2 separate regions of the Homo sapiens genome follow, and region 2 is linked to region 1. A link is a loop called in an ENCODE intact Hi-C map of the cell type or tissue named here. Cell type or tissue: chondrocyte. All regions are shown on one strand. Each heading gives the region's core, and the rest is flanking DNA. Links, peaks and the distances in the headings are about the cores only. Region 1 overlaps SIPA1L1 (signal induced proliferation associated 1 like 1). Region 2 holds the start of LOC145474 (a long non-coding RNA gene).

What was found. A loop is a pair of places that touch in the nucleus more often than their neighbours do. Peaks named below come from ENCODE experiments on the same cell type or tissue, not always from the same donor. Only the 100,000 strongest peaks of a DNase experiment are listed, where the experiment ranks them.
Region 2: it touches region 1 in a loop (2.0-fold over the local background); 2 of 110 quality-filtered maps call a loop at or near these places.

The regions. Positions count from the first base shown.
Region 1 is chr14:71,580,065-71,585,455 of GRCh38, reverse strand. The region is part of intron 4 of SIPA1L1 (signal induced proliferation associated 1 like 1); the gene reads right to left. Among named protein-coding and RNA genes, the nearest start is that of SNORD56B, 180 kb to the right of the region's middle. In chondrocyte, for the core only: no CTCF peak of the experiment used is centred there; no DNase peak of the experiment used is centred there.
Region 2 is chr14:71,484,671-71,490,061 of GRCh38, reverse strand. All of the region lies in intron 2 of SIPA1L1 (signal induced proliferation associated 1 like 1), which reads right to left. It overlaps LOC145474 (a long non-coding RNA gene), which reads right to left and starts at 2,201. Exons shown (of 1, transcript NR_027046.1): 1 at 348-2,201. In chondrocyte, for the core only: no CTCF peak of the experiment used is centred there; no DNase peak of the experiment used is centred there.

The DNA.
Region 1 (5,391 bases), core at 191-5,190:
ATACTTCCAATATTTTTAATGAGTTTATAAAATCTTATTTTTAAATATAAAAATTTCTTACCAATTCAAAAGAAATTTCAAGACTCCCATTACATTATATAACAACGACTCAATGTTTTCTTTTCATTTCAAAATATAAATAAGCACATGGGAGAGAGAGAAGCCACGTTTTAATGGCTTGTAAAAACTGATGAGGTTCGAGATGGGCAATTATGTTAAATAACAGATTTTTTTTCAGTCATAAGGACCTTCCTTTTCTATGTTTTTTTTTTCTCCCTCTCATTTTCCATCTCCCTCCCTCCCTCCCTCCCTTTTCTCATTCTTATTTATAGCATCAAACCCCTTTGGGGTACAATATAAACTTTGGGCACTGACTAGCATATATGGAAATATACATGCTTTGCACTTATTAAACTACCAGTCAAAAATAATGCTGTCCATCGATGTGTATCATATGATGACAGATCAATAATACCTTCACATCTATTCCTTAGGGTTGACTGAAACAGCAAACCTATGTTGACAATGATCAGCAACTCTCTTAAATATCAGCAAACCTGCCTAAGTACCAATATGGTAAAAAGCAATAGAATTAAACAGAAGAGCAATACGAATTCACAGCATGTCACCTCCATCTGTTGAAAGAGCAGGCTATATAAAAATTTTCCTTATTACATGTTTAATTTTACAGCTCTAGATACTATCTAAGTCTATGGTAGATCCAGGTAGCTAGAATACTAATTCCATCTAGAGGGCCCACAGTTTAGTTCAATGAGTTCAATTCAACTAGTTGAAAGTCTTTTCATCACTCAAGATCTCTCACAACCTAACCCACCATTCTTCCAGAAGAAATGCTTCCTCCTCTCATCCAAATCACCCCCTGTGTTTCTGTAGTGTCTTCAGAGCATGGACCATACATCCACCAGTCCCTCCTTCAAGGAAAGCTCCAGGTGTAGCAGGGAGACACAGACAAGTAAGAAGATGACGGGGGATGCATGGGTCATGCCTCCTTCCTATACACTTTCCATTTTGATTGTAAGCTCTTTAATAACAGAGCTTACAATCTCCTGCTGGGACTAATTGTACCACAGTAGGTCAGCCATTTAGAATATCAAGTCCCTGAGAATGCTGAAAGCAGAACCTCTTATGGGATCTCTTGATTGCCAAAAATCCCTTGTCATTCTGGCTCTGTGAAGCATCTGTACTCCTGAACCCATCCTCCATCCTGAACCTCTCTTTTCTGGACCTCTGTGATAACCATGTGCTTCTTCATTTTCTCTTGCCTCTTTTTGCCCACTACTCAGTCTTTAGTTGGGGTCCATTGAAAAGGTGGTGTCTATGGTTTATCTCTCTTGACATTTTTCATATTTCTGGAAAGGGGTATAAAAGGTATTTCTATCAGGATGCATGTGAGCACTGAGTGTATTAGGATGAGACAGAAGCATGGGTCCACTGGAGTAATAATATCACTGTGGAAAGCAGAGTGTTGATTGGGCTGGCTCACATTTGTCTGTGCAGCTGAACAAAGGCAGAATAATTAAGTTACTGGCTGGAAATCTGCATGGCAACCAGTACTCTGTCTGTTGATACTGTAGGTGCCTGCAGCTTTAAATATCATCTCTATGCTGTTACCTCCAAATCTCTGGTCATGATCTTCTCCACTAAACTTCAGATAAAATAGAGGTAGGTGCTCATTTGACATCTTCTTTATTTACCTATTTTACAATGAAATAACCAACAAGCAGAATAATGAAAAAAATTTTTTTTCAAGAAATGATTAAGTGGTAAGGAAGGGAGCACATTCTATTCCTAATTCAAGGAATAGAATGAAAGAAACAACATCGTGCCAAGGGCATAAAGAGCAGTTTAAAGGTTACAAGAAGAAGATGTGGGAAGGGGGTGGGGTTGGGGGAACACTACAGTTCCTGTTGTGAAAGAATTACAGTGCAATATGGTAGGGTCACCAGAAAGATGTAGCGTTCCTCATAAAATACTTCCACATTCCAAAATGAGATCTTCTCAGATTCTTTAACTGGTACAGCCTAAAATACAACGCCAGCTCTCAATGTTTCAGGGCAGTAGAAGGAACTGTGCTGATGAATAACTATTCAAATGCCCCAATAATTCAGAGATATACACTTCAGAAGTATTTATGAAAATTTCCAGGCCCAGCACAGTGCCTTGTGCCTGTAATCCCAGCACTTTAGAAGGCCAAGGCAGGCAGATGGCTTGAGCCCAAGAATTTGAGACCAGCCTAGGTAACATGGTAATACCCAGGCTCTTAAACAAACAACAAAAAAATAGAAATAGTTTTTGAACTTGTAAACACAGACTTAGAATGCCTGTAAATATTCTTACTTCAGAATGTAATAAAACACTATTTAAAAACAGAAATATAACTTCACAGTACTTGAATATTAGATGAGCTAAGATAATCAAATAAGGCAAACTATTTTCTTTACATCCCTTCTTGGCTTTCCTGAATTCCACTCACATTACATAAAAGTTGCATCTCAGACAGAAGGGATGGCTCACTCTTTCAAGTTAGCCTGAAACACATCTTAGTGCAATGTCATGGATAATTTAAGATTTATGAATCAGCGTAAAACTTTTTAGAATGGAATTTCTACCTCCTTTCATTTCTGTATTCTCCCTTCAACAAAAAGCAGGAAGAGTTGAGAAAAACAGTTGATAAATCTAGTTCCTGCTCTCCTAATGTTCACTCTCTGAAAGAGACAACACTGATGGAAACAAAGTCGAGTCAAAAAAACTTTTGGTAAAATTAACAAAGTGAATAGAAAAGTTATAGATACAAAACATGTAACATGATAAAGCTGTATTTGAATTTAGAGATAAGAAAGCAACTTAAAATGTGCCTGTTTGGACACAGGAAGGATCAAAAAGGAAAATCACATTTCCCTCCCACTCACCCTCGTAGCTAAAAAAGTTCAGTGAAGAAAGTTACGCTTCTAAGGTTTTGTTAAGCTTGAATATAGTTTGTATAGCTGAAGGTGAAGGAAAGAACACAAAAGTTTGGCAGAAAGCTTGAGGGCAGAAGAATGATAAAGAATGCGGGAACAAGTTACGTGGTGGAATAATAATATTATTATTATTACTATTTGAGACAGGGTCTTGCTCTGTCACCCAGGCTGGTGTTTGGTTGTATGATCATGGCTCACTGCAGCCTTGAACTCCCAGGCTCAAGTGATCCTCCCACCTTGGCCTCTTGAGTAGCTAGGACTACAAGCATGCCTCACCATGCTTGGTTAATTTTTAAAATTTTTTGTAGAAACAGGGTATTGCTATGTTGCCCAGGCTGATCTTTAACTCCTGGGTTCAAGGGATCCTACCAAAGTGCTGAGATTACAGGAGTAAGCCAGTGCACCCAACCCATGGTGGAATAATTGGTAAGTAGTAAATTGATGCAACAGCTGGCAAAATGAAGGAGAACAGAAGTACATGTCAATGTTTATCTCTTACATTTAAATATGACTAATCTCATGCAATAAGCACATAATAAAATATCAAAGACCTAAGTTGGGACAGCTTAAAGTAGGAAGGGCAAAAGGAGTAAAAGGTAGTAAGTAGAAAGGTAAAAGTGAAACAGAATTATTAGAGGAAAATAGTGTTTGAGGTGTGATAAGTTATAATAACACTTTAAAGGAAAACAAACCAAAAGCTCACTAACTTATTGGGGGCATTGAGAGTTTCCATGCCTGCCATCAGGATAGCAAGAGACCAGATGAGACCGAAGAAGTAAATGAGTGTTTTTATCATAATAATTGTATGATAAAATACAACTGTCATACATTTAAAATACATTAAAAAAACTTATTCACCCAATACTGTAAATTGAACAACTGATTATCAAATCAAATCTGGTATTAAATAACTTATTACCAAATATATCTGGGGAAAGAGGAATGTGAGAAATAGATGCCCCGGGACAACCAGTAAGTATCCAGCACACGGGGTAAGTGCTTGTCCTTTTTCCCAAACTATGCTCAAATTCAAGAAACCCACAGAAAAAGCATTCTATAATTAAATAAGGCAGTAATACACTGTATATATCACCTTGCTTAGGACATCGTGATATATGTTGCTCTATTAAAGCCTCCAAGAAATCTGCAGCCACAGTGGCTCACGCCTGTAATCCCAACATTTTGGGAGGCTAAGGTGGGAGGGTTTCTTAAGCCCAGGAGTTTGAGACCAGCCTGGGTAACATAGTGAGTTCCCATTATTTTTATTAAAAAGCAGAAAACACCACCACTACCACCACTAATTTTATTAAACTAAGAAATTTCTTAACTGATTTGACCATGGACTCACTTAAAAAAAAAAATCAAACATTTTATATCATGCATCCTATTGAACATAACTGGGGACAAACAGGCCCATATTTCAGAAGAATACAGGATAAAAAACTGAAAATACATTACAAATTTTGATATGTTATAGATAGACAGATAGACAGGCAGGCAGGCAGACAGATTAAAAGGGCAAAGTTAGTTCACCAAAGGACTGACAATGTTTGTCTTTTGATTATGAGTAATTTCTGTTTTTTTATTTATATTTTTTATTTTCTGAAATGAACATGTGTCACCTTCATAATCAGAAACAAAACTTATGAGAAAAAAAGCCATCTTTCTGTTGCTAAAAATATAAAATATGATCTGGGAATGCAGTATGATGACCACACGTTTAAATACTAATTCTAAGATACTATACTTTGTTAAACCTCCAGCCATTCAAATCACCAAAAAAAGTAAAAATCCAACAGATGTCAGGTCCTTCCTGTAAGATGTTCTTGTGCTAAATCCCCTAATTAAAATGAAATCACAGAAGGCTGTATAAAGTAGAGAGTACTAAAGATTATAAGATTAGCAGTATTTATAGGATTTGAATAATTATTTCACATAGATGATTAACACAATTGCTTATATCTCCTCATTTACAGATGCTTTCCTTATATTTAATATTGACATAAAAGTTCCCTTGTGCCCAGCAGCCTTCACCTTGTCCCCTCCCAAGACTGTAGTGACCTAGGAAAATCAGATGAGGGTACCTACGCAGAGCACAGGTTGCCATCATTAGTTCCCCTTTCCTGGGAAGCATCTACTTTCCTACGTATATTCTGTCCTTTTCACAGTCCTCCTTCTGCAGGATTGAGGCTAAATCTGAAGAATGTCTCTATGTGGACTCACACCAACACCCTGGAGAGCTTTACTAAAGTGCTACGTGGTATCAGTGGCTCAAGGAATCGCATACTGGGGAAGAAGAACCTGGTAGTACTGATTTTCTTCTTTGAGGGCAGAAGAGAAAGCGATGAAGTCAGATTTACATTAGATAAGCCATGAAAATTGCCTTTGATCCACATATAATGAACTCTGT
Region 2 (5,391 bases), core at 289-5,288, 95 kb after region 1:
CCAATCTTACCCTATTAACATATCTGTTTAACACATTCTATGTAAACCTTAGACTTGTGTGTGATAAATGAGGCTTGAAAGAATCCCTCCATATTTTGATAACTGATTATTCACTTGCATAAATGAATAATGTTAAGTTGCAACATATGATAAACTGACTTCCAGCCCCGTGAGAGCTGCCACTAGTCTTACCTTTCTCATTTGTAGGTTTAATAACATTTACAAGCCTGTCCAACCCACAGCCCGCAGGCCACATGCAGCCCAGGACAGCTTTGAATGCGGCACAACACAAATTCATAAACTTTCTTAAAACATTATGAGATTTTTTGGCAATTTTTCTTTTTTTCTTTTTTTTTTTTTAAGCTAATCAGCTATCATTAGTGTTAGTGTACTTTATGCGTGGCCTGAGACAATTCTTATTCTTCCAGTATGGCCCAGGGAAGCCAAAAGATTGGACATCCCTGATTTAGGCAGTCTCCAGAGGAAAAATTCCTGACTCACCTAAATCACACTGAAGAATATATCAATACAATGGTCTTATTACCTTAAAATTAACCTGTTAAATTTTCTTTCCATGTTCTCTAACCTTTCCTAGTCAAACTGGAAAATATCCAATAAAATTAGTGTAGAGAAACCATACTCAATTCTATAACGAATAATCTCTCATCTTCTCACGAATTTCCTGGAAGTAATGAGTGTGGACTGAAGAAGCAGACATATAGCACACAGACTGGGTCCCAAGTTACAAGCACACTGACGTTATCTAGCTTCAAAGGCATACTGCCTTTCAGAGTCTAAAACAGAGCGATGTGCATCATAAGAGATAGCCTATCAGATCCCTAGGCCCCAAATGTACCAAAGGTCAGTTTTCTAAAGGCAATGTCTATTTTTAAACGAATATAAGTTGGGTTCTAAATCTGACCTCCATTTAAATGATCAACTGGGGAGGAATGTCTGGCTGGACTCCTAAGCAGTTTAAGTTGCTTGTGGAATGGTCCAAACAAAGTTCATTTTATACACAACACACAAAGATTCTCTTAGCAGCAGGCGTCTTCCACAGAGGCAAGAGCAGCAGCTGTGAACAAGGAGCCATCCTGCAGCTGAGGAGCCTGGAATTTACTTCTTCACATAACTGATAAAAGCAGGCCATTCTCCACTAAGATGGTTTGGGAAAACCAATTTCCGAGTGCTCAGTATAAAAGAATGAGCATATTTTATGAAAAACAGAGCATATTTTCAGTGGCGTGCAGAGTACATGAATACCATCCAGAAGAAGATGCCAACAAAAACCTACAGTATTTTCAAGCTTCCTCACAGTACTCTTCTCTTCACAAAGTACAAGTTCACAGCCTACACTGACCAAGAGTCTCAGTGACAAGGAAGAAAGAGTTTTCTTTTGAATTTTGTGTTCAGAAACAGGAAAATAAAGGAAAACCATGAATTTCCTATTACAACATCTCTTAGAGATAATTATGGCATCAACTGATAATTTTGGAAATTTTCATCATTCTCAATTTTGAAGAAGCCTCAAAGCACTGGGAACTTTTACAGCTTTTTAAAAATTATTTTTCATGGGTACTACAACAGTGGTATAAGGTTGGCACTAGCATACTGTACTAGTTGGGAAATTATGTCCTATCCATTTTAATATCCACATTTGAAAAATCACTTCCAGGACAGAGTGAAATTCTAAAACAAATACACCTCTGAAAACACATCTATAAACATAGAACTACATAAATTATATATATATATTTTAAGCCAAAATAATAGTAATTCAGTAAACTCCATTTAATAAACTATTAATAATCAGTAATGAAAGTGAATATAGCAGATGTGCCCATTTGTACATGTCACTAACAAGGTCTGCCTTCTCTCATTAGCCAGTAGTTCTGGCCCCCTCCACCACGCCTAAAGATAAACCAACACAGTGAGTCAGAGGGCAGAGCAAAGCCAGACATCTCCTTTTCTAGATATCTGAACAATCAGACTTTAAGATTCAAAAAGTATCGACCATGAGAAGTGAAAGCATAGCATCTGCATCAAAAGCCTTGATTTGTCATGGCACCTACACACTGAGGATGGGGTGTATGTGTATGTATCTGTCTGTCTCCCCCAGTTCCCTGGAAAATCCTAAAGGTAAAGACTACTCTTGTTCTCTTTTGCAGCTCTAGAACCCAGCATATAGCAGATATTCAAGTGTTAAATGACAACTTGAGCAAATGAATACAGATCTCCTACAATGAGTCTTCCAATGACAAATAATTATAGCTCTCAATTATGCCCTGGTATCTGCATGAGGTCCAGCTCATTCAATAAAACAAAGCATGGTGAAAAACTGCTGTTCCTCACCTCATTCTTTACCTCTGGGATCCACAGATCTCACTTCCTCATGTCCCCAAGAGCTGAGCAGAGTGAAAGTGGACACTGGAGAGCTCTAGGTAGTCTTCCTTTCTCCTCTTCCTGCTCACCCATGCACACTCATTCATTACATATTTAATGGGTACCTACCATGCCCTATACACCATACACAGATGCCAGGAATAGCTCTAACACACCATAGCAACTGCCCTCCAAGAATTTATCACTGAGAAAAGCAGAGAAGTTACTGCAATGCAATGTGAAAAAATGATGGATATACAGAATGCATGCTTCCTATGAGAAGTCAGGCACTGTTTGGAGTATTTACAGGAACTATCTCATTTTCTCCATATCACCACTGCTTAACTTCCTCTCTATGATGCGGTAGGCAGAGACCAGGGAACATTCAGTAGGAACACCTAAGCCACTAAACCAGCCAGGAGCACCTGAGCCACTAAACCAGTCAGAAGGTGATGGGGAGGGGAGGGAAAACAGCACGCATGTGAAAAGAAGGCTGAGCAGAAGACGTGAAACCTGAAGGATCAAAAGAAGTTTCCAGGTTGAAGAGGAGTAAGCAGAACTTTTCATGCAGAGAACTTACCAGGCAGAAAAATCCAGAGGGAAGAAAGACCACCGTGCCATCAGAAGATTATGGCAGAATTTGGTACTGAATCAGCGTAGCTACCCAAAGCAGTTCTTAACATGCTAGGGAGAGAGCTTTCAAGAGTTCTATCTAAAGAAGGGCCTCTGTGAGAAAGAAAGACCGGATAATTTTACATAAATATTTCTAAAACATGCGCCTTTAGAAGAAGCATGAAAAAATTTATTAATTTGTAGCACGTAATATCAATCCTGTTCTATTTTTAAACCCTGAATAATATTTATAGATTTAAAAGATTACTTATTGGAAAGTAATAATGGTGCATTAAGAATTTTACAAAAGCATAGAAATGACCTGGGAAATAATTTGTCGAAAGCTGAAATATTTCTTTAAAATACTCTTAAATAACACCCTTCACTCTAAATTTTGGCAAGATGGTTAGGCAGATTCATGACTTAAAAAATAAAAGTTGTATTTGATGGCAGAAAGTCAACTTTTTCAAACTCAGTTTCCACTCCGCTCCCCTTCTTTAGCGATAGAAGTATCATTTTATTTGGGCTGGCAAAGTGCCCATTTAAACACCACACTTGAGCCTCCCTTGAAGATAGCAGTGGCCAAGGAGTTTCAAGTAGAAGTCAATGAGTAGAGATTCCAGAAAGTCTCATTTGCCTGTTTTCCTTTCCCCTCCTCTTGCAGACAACTAGGCTGGAGCTCCTGTGGATTTGGGGACAAAGGCCTTACACCCAAAAGGCTGAAAGCCAGGAGCCTGTGTCCTTTCCTGATGACTTGATAGAAACACCACCCCAAGTGGTTTCCCCACAGAAAATCGAACCCTGTATAGTCAGATAGCTGTTCCTACTAGTCAAACAGAAATTTCATTGCAGATGCTGGAGAATATTTAAAGTACACATGGTAAGATTTGGCAAAAAACAGTTGCAAATACATTTAGGGTATTAAAAATATTTCATGATTCACTATCTTTTTCTGTCTAAATCGCACATCCGTATGATTATGAAACATCTTTTTAAATCAAAATAAATGTTTTCCAATGTTTTCTTTGGGCAGGAAAGACACCCAGTTCTTGAAACATCTGATCTACTCTGGGTGCTGAATTAGGGAGAGTGAGTAGGGCCAACAGAAAGATCTCTGGAGAGAGGGTGTATAGGCAATGTAGGGGGGGAAATGGAAGTTAAACATCAACAACAACAAATGTAAGCAATTTACAAAAGCTTCCTTGTGTTTTACAAGCCAGGTGAATTGTTAGATAAGAATCAATTTGGGGGTCTATGCCCTAAACCAGCGGTCCCCAATCTTTTTGGCACCACAGACTAGTTTTGTGGAAGACAATTTTTCCACACACTGGGGGCAGTAGGGAATGGTTTCAGGATGATTCAAGTATATTACATTTATCATGCACTTTATTTTTATTATTATTACATTATAATACATAATAAAATAATTATACAACTCACCACAATGTAGAGTCAGTGGGAGCCCTAAGCAGGTTTTCCTGCAACTAGATGGTCCCATCTGGGGGTGATGGGAGACAGTGACAGATCATCGGGCATTAGATTCTCATAAGGAGCACGTAACCTAGATCCCTCACATGCACAGTTCACAATAGGGTTTGCACTCCTATAAGAATCTAATGCCACCACTGATCTGACAAGAGGCGGAGCTCAGGTGGTAATGGGCAATGGGGAGCAGCTGTAAATACAGATGAAGCTTCACTTGCCTGCTCACTGCTCACCTCCTGCTACGCAGCCCAGTTCCCAAGAGGCCACAGACTGGTACTGGTCCGTGGTCCGGGGGTTGGAGACCCCTTCTCTAAATGAATATCTGGTTGCCACTGCCCATCATCACAGGATTTCATGGACTTAACTGTAATAGCATTCTTCTGCTACTGATATCCTGTCATTTTATCTTTAAAAGGTAGAGCTGCTTTATGGCAACTTACCTGATAAGTGACACACATTTCATTTGGTTTTTGTGGAAACGTTATTGTACCTCTTTCTCTATTCCCACCCTCCAAAATAGCTAAAGGATCATGGGCAACGAATTACACTCATCTAAACTTAGTAATTCCACAGGGCTGGGATGGAGTAAGGGGAGGGGTACTCCTGTCTTTGTGCAGAATCAGAAGTCTACTGACTGCAGAAGAGTCAGGATCATGTTCTCTACTCTAACTTAACTCTAAGCATAGGTTTTGTTTAAAGCTAGGAACAAAATCCAAATGGAGGCATTAAGCAAAGTAATTCCATTTCCATTTTTAGCTCTGTTCACTTTTTAAAACAAATCATTATTCCTCTCTATTTCAAATATTGGTTGCCAAACTAACAATAAGCCTACTGTCAAGTCTCTGCTATCTGACAATAACTGCTGAATTCCTACTGTATGGTAAGTTGTTACATAAACATCAGTTTTCTGGG